Regions from separate parts of the Mus musculus genome. Here regions 1 and 2 are each linked to region 3. A link is a loop called in an ENCODE intact Hi-C map of the cell type or tissue named here. Cell type or tissue: left cerebral cortex. All regions are shown on one strand.

Evidence for each region. Peaks named below come from ENCODE experiments on the same cell type or tissue, not always from the same donor. Only the 100,000 strongest peaks of a DNase experiment are listed, where the experiment ranks them.
Region 1: a loop joins it to region 3, with 2.6 times the contacts of the local background. A loop is called at or near these places in 16 of 42 quality-filtered maps.
Region 2: it touches region 3 in a loop (2.7-fold over the local background); 2 of 42 quality-filtered maps call a loop at or near these places.

What each region holds. Positions count from the first base shown.
Region 1 is chr13:30,887,320-30,889,819 of GRCm38, forward strand. All of the region lies in intron 11 of Exoc2 (exocyst complex component 2), which reads right to left. Among named protein-coding and RNA genes, the nearest start is that of Hus1b, 59 kb to the right of the region's middle. In left cerebral cortex, a CTCF peak has its summit at 1,380 (motif pointing right); DNase peaks (open chromatin) are centred at 545 and 1,381.
Region 2 is chr13:31,291,111-31,293,610 of GRCm38, forward strand. No RefSeq gene overlaps it. Among named protein-coding and RNA genes, the nearest start is that of 4930401O12Rik, 51 kb to the left of the region's middle. In left cerebral cortex, no CTCF peak of the experiment used is centred here; a DNase peak (open chromatin) is centred at 1,268.
Region 3 is chr13:31,081,388-31,083,887 of GRCm38, forward strand. It overlaps Gm35302 (a long non-coding RNA gene), which reads left to right. Exons shown (of 4, transcript XR_382159.2): 3 at 1,896-2,014. Among named protein-coding and RNA genes, the nearest start is that of Gm35302, 1.7 kb to the left of the region's middle. In left cerebral cortex, a CTCF peak has its summit at 1,199 (motif pointing right); a DNase peak (open chromatin) is centred at 1,220.

The DNA of each region.
Region 1 (2,500 bases), 190 kb before region 3:
AACAGTTCAATATAACTGAAGTTGCTACTCAGAGAATACAGTGAGAAGGAACAGGACCTTTTTTCATGAGTTCCTGTCACTGTGCATCACCAAACATGATCTAGTACTGGCTACATTCTACAGTGGGTTTTACAGAATGAAAGTTTTGTCACTTGGATAGCTTGCTTTCCCTCCCTCAGTGGAGTACAATTATTTGTGGACCCTGTTCTGATGACTATGCTAACTGCTGCTAAACTATCCCACTTTAAAACATATTACACATAAGCCTTCTACAATCCAGAAGGTAAAGTCAATGAGTGGTACAGGACGCAAAGCTGAAGACTGCAAACAGTAAGTCCGAGAGTTGACACTAATGGACCCGCAAGTCCCCTCCACACTGAGAGGGGTTATGTTGGCTGGGTGAGGTGGGAAGGCACATGCTAACGTAGGCAGTACTGTTCTCTGATACTGGGTCCTAGCTTGCACAGAAAGGAGCATGCTAGCCAAACACAAGGCCTCCTTGCTCTCCACATCCTGACTGTGGGTGGAAACTGCTGCCTGGACTTTACCACCATGACTAACTTTAAATCCAACTGAGCAGGCGTAAAGCCTCTTCCCTGACATCTTCCTCTGCACAGCTTCTGTAACACTGGCGGCAAAAGGAATTCAGACAGACAGGATAAAGCTATCTGAAATTGATTTCTTTCCGTAGTAAATGGAAAATGTGTGGAAATTTTCACCATTTATGACATTTTACACACTGTAGTTTATACGGTCTTCACTGTTACTAAGGATAGAAAAATTAATATCAAAACACTAATTTCCTGATGTACCAGAAAGATAAAGGGGCTTAAGCTTAGTAACATGTTAGAAATATCTGAAAGTTCATAATGTGTATAAATATGGATACTTAAAACATCACAAAATGTTTTTATTTTATGAATATATATTCCACATTATTTTCATGGGATCTAAGGCTATCCATTTATGAGTAAGTAAGAAAGATTTTCTAGCCTCATGAAAATATATTATCTACATTTCTACAAATATTGGAATTAGCATCTCATAAGTGGATCCTCAAAAAATGTTTTTCTCCTTAACTGGTGCTTTGACTTTAAGTTATATGGTTGGATAATATTTGTAGTTTAGGAATGCTTGAATTTTGAAACTTAAAGATTGTTTCATCACTTTCTTTAACAATGATATTAATAACATGTTCTGTTCTGTCAGAGAGCACCACACCAGTGCTCTGCTTGCAACACACGAAAGAACTGCTTACCTGGTAATTAGTATCACCAAGCAATAACTCAGGCAGGCAGGTACCTGAAGCAGCGTGTGCCCAGCAGGTCACACTGCCACTCAGAATGATCTCTGTAAACATGTGAGCTGAGTGACCAGAAGGTGGCGCTGCAGGGCTACATGTAAGAGTTGAAGCAACTGGTCTCAAACTGTGGGCCCTGACCCCTTTTGGCAACTAGCTCTCAAAAACATTTACATTATATTTCATAACAGTAGCAAAATTACAGTTATAAAGTAGCAACAATAATAATTTTATGGCTGGGGTCACCACAACATGAGGAACTGTATTAAAGGGTCGCAGCACTCATTAGGAAGACTGAGAATCACTTTTTAAACCCTCCAGCTAAGTGGCGGATACTAACCTAGAGTTTCTCTTCTCAAGGTTTAGTTTCTTTCCTCTGACCAAAGGTGTCACAGTGTGTTACAGAATGCCAGGGCAGTATGAGTTTAGGAGGAAATTTATTCAGACATGTATTTTAAACAAACCATATATCACATATTATTACTATGTCAAAAATCAAAAGGCCTTGCAGATTGACATTCCTTGAAAGCTTCAATTACATGGCTCAATACTTTTATTTCTCAAGATGATTACAGATAAGTTGTTTTGATCATGAGTACTTGTATAGGACAATGAAGAACAAGAGAAATACCTTTTGTGTGTGTGTAAACTATAGACTCGGCATAAGATTTTAAAATTCTCAACAAAAGTCAACCTTTCTTCATTTATACCTTATGACACGATATAAGAAGCTTTAAAGAACCTGTTTATTATACAAAGCACACACAACTGGGATGGAAGAGACGATGGGGGGTGAAACGTACTGGCTGCTCTTGTGGGACACCCGAGTTCAGTTCCCAGCACCCACATGAGGCCAGCTCCAGGGCAATTCTGTTCCTTCTTCGGCCTCCTGGAGACTGGTACCCATGTGCACATACTCACATAGACTTGCATACACATACATAATTTAAAGTAAAATCATCTTTTTACAAAAAGCATATATGACTGAAGATGGTGTCACTTTGCATATTTTCTTTGAGCGCTCAGAGACCTGGCCACTGGGAATCAGCTGAGGACACCATTCTCCATCATTCTCTATCACCACACATTTCAGGCTTTAGCGTTTGCATTGGCCTTTTCTGTAGGTGACATAAAGCAACATTTGGCCCCGTCCTTTTCAACCTAAGTTAACATGAATTTTAACAAATCAATTGTTTTCTT
Region 2 (2,500 bases), 210 kb after region 3:
GGCTGCAGCAATATCGTGACGGAACCTTTCCCTCTATCATTTTATGTTATGAGAACTCCGGTATTCAAAGCACAGACTCAGGGCTGGAGAGATGCCTCAAAGGTTAAGAGCACTGGCTGCTCTTCCAGAGGTCCTGAGTTCAATTCCCAGCAACCACATGGTGGCTCGCATCTATAATGGAATTGGGTCCGATGACCTCTGCTGCTGTGTCTGAAGACAGTGACAGTGTACTCACATACGTAAAAAAAGAAATAAATCTCAAAAAACAAAACAAAACAAAACAAAAAAGCACAAACTCAGTATGATGAGTCACATCCCCAGAGACCTCCAACCAGAACAGCAGCTTTCAGACAATGGAACTGCGGCAGAGCTTTTTCTCCACCAGGTGAGGTCCAGCTTCCTATTACTGTGGTGCATCAGCTTACAGGGAGGGAAGGCTTGTCTCGGTTCACGCTTTGGAGGGTTCAGGCCATGGCTTCCTGGCTTGAGTGCTTTTCAGCCTTTGATATATGCACTGCAGGGAAGAAAAGTGAGATGTTAATTATCCTTCCCTGATGCAGAGTAATGTAATAGTTAATATCCCGAAATTTAATGGTTTGATTGGTCATCACGGCAGGATTGTGTGGCAGAGGAAGTGCCACACTTCCTTCTTACTTCGTGGAATCTGGGAAGCAGAAAGGGGGAGGCTGTGGTCCCAGTATTCCTCTCAAGAGCACAGGCATAGTGACCAGACTTGGTTCTAATAGGCCGATCTCAACAGCCTTGGGACCAAGCCCTCAACAACTGTGCCTGTGGGGCACTTTGTTACCATTCTGTCTAAACCCCACCCTACAATTACCTAGCAACAGCCAGGTAGGTAGGCCTGACCCACTCACTAAAAAGGGGCTGTTTTCCCCCTCCTAACTCTCTTGTTCTCGTGCTCTCTTGTTCTTTCTTGCCCTCTTGGGCTCTTCCCTTCCCCTATTCCTTCCACATGTTCCCTATACCCTTCCCCCCTCTCTCCACATGTTCATGGCCAGCCTCTACTCCTTTACTCTCTCCCTCTCTCTGCCTTTCTCTGCCTCTACTACCCTCTTAACTCCCCTCCCCATGCCCTGAATAAACTCTATTCTATACTATACTGTCATCATCATTGTGTGGCTGTTCCCTCAGGGGGAAGGGATGCCTCAGCATGGCCTGCCAAGACACCCCCTTCCCCATACCACACCACACCCTCCTAGAACATACTCCCTCTCTCTTTATCTTTTTAGAAACACATCACACTTTGAGATCCAAAGTGTAGCAAGTACTCCATTCTGTCATCACAACTGTCCTGAAAAATCTGTGTCACTCCTTCCTTTCAGCGTCTGGAAGTTGATGCTCAGCAGGCTTTTGAGATAGACTCAGGGCAGAGCCTTTCTCCCCTTGAGTCTTCCCCTCATTGTCTTGCTTCAGGACTGGTGACACTGGGGTGGGTGGGATTGGCAGAGCTTCCCGTTAGACTAGGAACCTTTTATAAGCTGAATCAGTAACATTTCTCTAGTACATTTCCTTGTGCACCTCTATTTTGTTGGCTGATAAAACACAAGTCTTTCTGGAGTGATTCCTGAAGCAGGCAGGAGTCTGGGTAAAAGGCATATAAAGGTTCCCAGCTGGGCGGAGCTGCTACAGTCTCCTCCCCACCCTCGAGTACCACCTGACTAGGGCAAGGTGGGCGAGGACACTTCCTCTGCTGAACACCTGTCCAAGTCTGGACAAAACACCACAGCCTGTCCCTTTGTTTCTCTTTGCACAGCTGACAAAGCTTGGAGTTTTTCAAAAGAACTCTTTCCTAAAACATCACTGGGGGAAAAACAATGCCCGAACAAAGAAAAAACCAAAAGGGAAAAGCCGCCTTCAAAGTTCTAAGGTCCAAGCCCACAAAGGCTCGCACTTCCCCCAAGTGTGCAGACTTGTTTGGCTTCCTGGCCTTCCAAGTCCCTCTGCTTTGACTCCTGCACCTTTTCTCCTTGACACACCTGTCTTTGTCTCCTCTTGCCACATAAGAAGTGAAAGGCTGGTGTCACTGTGTAAGAACCGCGGCCCGGCCCTGTGGAGGCTGCCGCGTGAGGAACAGGAAGCCACTGGGTCTGGATTGAGTTCCCTTTCTCTGGGGTAAGAGGTGTAGGGCCCTGGACAAAGGAGCAGAGATTCAGGGCAGGGCCCTGCATCTGCAACTGCCAGATGTCCTGGGCTGTACAACAGGATTGGATAAGCCTTAGCGTCCTCAGCAAGTTGGAAACCTGAAGGACATCATGAAATGGCACATAGGGAGTACTGAACAGTCTGGCCCATGGAAAGCTGAACTTGGCATGAACTACTGTTGTTTCTGCAACGGGCAGCTGGAGCCCATGAAGCAGGTGCAGAGCCCGGTGACAGGTGAATGAATTTTGGATGTTCACAGCTCTGGGAATGCCATGACATCATGAACAAAAGCTTTGTTCTTGCCACTCAGGTCTCTGGCCAAACCTGTGTGTGCACT
Region 3 (2,500 bases):
AATTTCAATTCTAACTTGCAATCTTTCGTTCAAACCGATGTATTTATAGATGGATAAATGACTATTAAAATTTCTCTGTCTTAGGTGGTAGAAAGATATATTTTTAAGTCTCCACAAAGTAGAATAAATAAATAATTTCAGAGTAATAATGTCTGTTAAATTACACATTCACTTCTAAAGAGTTTTCAAACTTTGAGCAAAATTTAAAGTGCTTCTGGAGACAATAGTTAAAAAAAAATCTGTTATTCCTTAGCAGTATATGTGTGTGTATCCTGTTAATATTTTTATTAGAATGTACTCGTTGTGCAAACTGATGGATTTCCTTGTGATATTTTAATGACTGTGCATTGTGAGCTTTGATTTTATTCACTTTGGTCCCTGCCCTGCTCTGACTCGCCTGCTTCTGGTTTCTTCTTGAGTCTAGACGCCACGTGAACTAGGATCCTTGTTTTAATATATACGTAATATATATTTTGTCAAGGTTTGAGACTCTAAGACTATAAAGTTTTATTAATAAATCAGAAATACAACTGCATCAGAAATAATTTAGTGTGGCCATAGCAGTAATTTATTGTATTTAAAGGAACATAGAAAGTTATTTGTATAAGTATTTTATCTCATTGTCCCTTCTAGTTCAAATTTTACAAAAGGAATTCAGAATTAGGAAAAAGTCAGTAAGTATTAAAGTTTCAGTTTTAAACCCAGTTAAAAGTGGAGCGATGCTTAAATAGCAATAGCTGTGATAAACAACTGAAGGAAAGTTTCACCAAGCGCAGACCTTAGAGGATTTTGTTGTTACTAATATATAGTTTGTGTTTTTTACTTTAATGTCTGTTTTATTTGGTTTTAGTACTACAAGTTTTAGTAAAATTTTGACCCCTTGTTTATTTTATTTTTAAAGACAGTAATGAAGTCATGAAAGGGCGGTCAGGATTTTGTGTTTTTGTACAGGAATAAAATGAAAGGCTTTTAATGTTTCCTTGTGAAAAATGAAAAGTATTAAGAAAGCATTTGGACAGGGTTCTAATAGGAGCTTGGGGACCAGACTTAAAGTCTATAATTTCTAGAAAAATAGTAGGACACTTAAATGTAGTAACATAATTTAAATTTTAGTTACATTTGATATTAATTAGTAGTCGTGCTCTGTTTCGAGATTAAAACGCTCCAAGGGATTCATTTTAAAAACACTCTCTCAATGAACCACCAGGGGTCGCAAGAGGACACACAATGCCTAGATTGGTTACTTTCCTTTTGGAGCCAGCCAGCTGTCTCTGCCACCTACCACAGCCAAACAATCTTCATGGTCCCGGAGATAAGAAAAAAAAAAAATCGCATTTTCAAAGCAGGAAACATGAAGTTCGAACTTGGATTGCAAAATTGTCTAGATTACTGAAATAAAAAAGGATTGAGGTTTGAAAAAATGCTTTTGAAAATGGATTTTTAAGGAAGTTATTTAAAAAAAGGTTGTTAATTAATAACAAAGAGCTAGATAGTGTAAGATTCTGTGTATATGAATGTCCTGTCTCTTTGGCAGTACAAATGAATTAGTGACTCCCTAGGGCTGCGGGGAGGCGTTGAGTGGGAGTTGGGGCGATAAAGTGACTGTAGTGTTTCTTTAGGATACACGACTATTGTTAAATTATACTATATGATGATGGCTGTATCGTTGTGGACATACTAAAAGCCATCGAATTGCACACTTCAAATGAATGAACCTTGTTTCACAAATCATAGGGACATAAAACATTAAAACAAAGGCTTTTGTGTATAAATGTGAATGTGGAAATTCCCAGGTTTATTTTCTTCCTAGTCATGGGGTTTGGATAATCAGTAATGATGCATTTTATGATTTAAATTTCACTGAAATAAATAAGGCATGGTTTTTGTCATTTCAGGTGAGGGTTGGTAGCTGTTCAGGTAGAAGAGCTCCTGGTGATGGAGGGGACACAGTGCCAGGGGCCCTGGGACCCCAGCTCTCAAGACTTCCCTTCCCCCACACCTCATCTTCCTCGAGGTCAGAACTTGATCAGTTCAGTGACTTTTTCAGCACTTCTGGAATCTTCTCTGTCTACTGGCATCTATGTGACCTTCTGCACGTTTAGGAACCTTCCCAAGCGCCTCCAGCCAGCCCTGGTCCATATTTGCACATTTCTTGAGTGAGGCAAAGAATCAGCCTTATGGTCTGAGGTTGTTAAGTCTGTTTTGGAAGCAGATGTTGGAACCTTCTGCTAAATTAGTTACGTTTGGAAGCCTGAATAAAACATGACTTATATTTAAAAATTTTTAATACATTTAGCTTATTGCATTAAAATGCATAATGAAAATTATAAGAATTTCCAAAATTGGAATTTCATATGTAACAAGTGATCTAGCAAGCAGTCATGTTCAATTATAGTTAATAAATATACAGCTCACCTATGCCCCTCTACTTTTAACTCAGCATCTTAAAATGTGGAAAGTGGTGATACACATTTTTTAGATATATGAACATTTTCAGAGA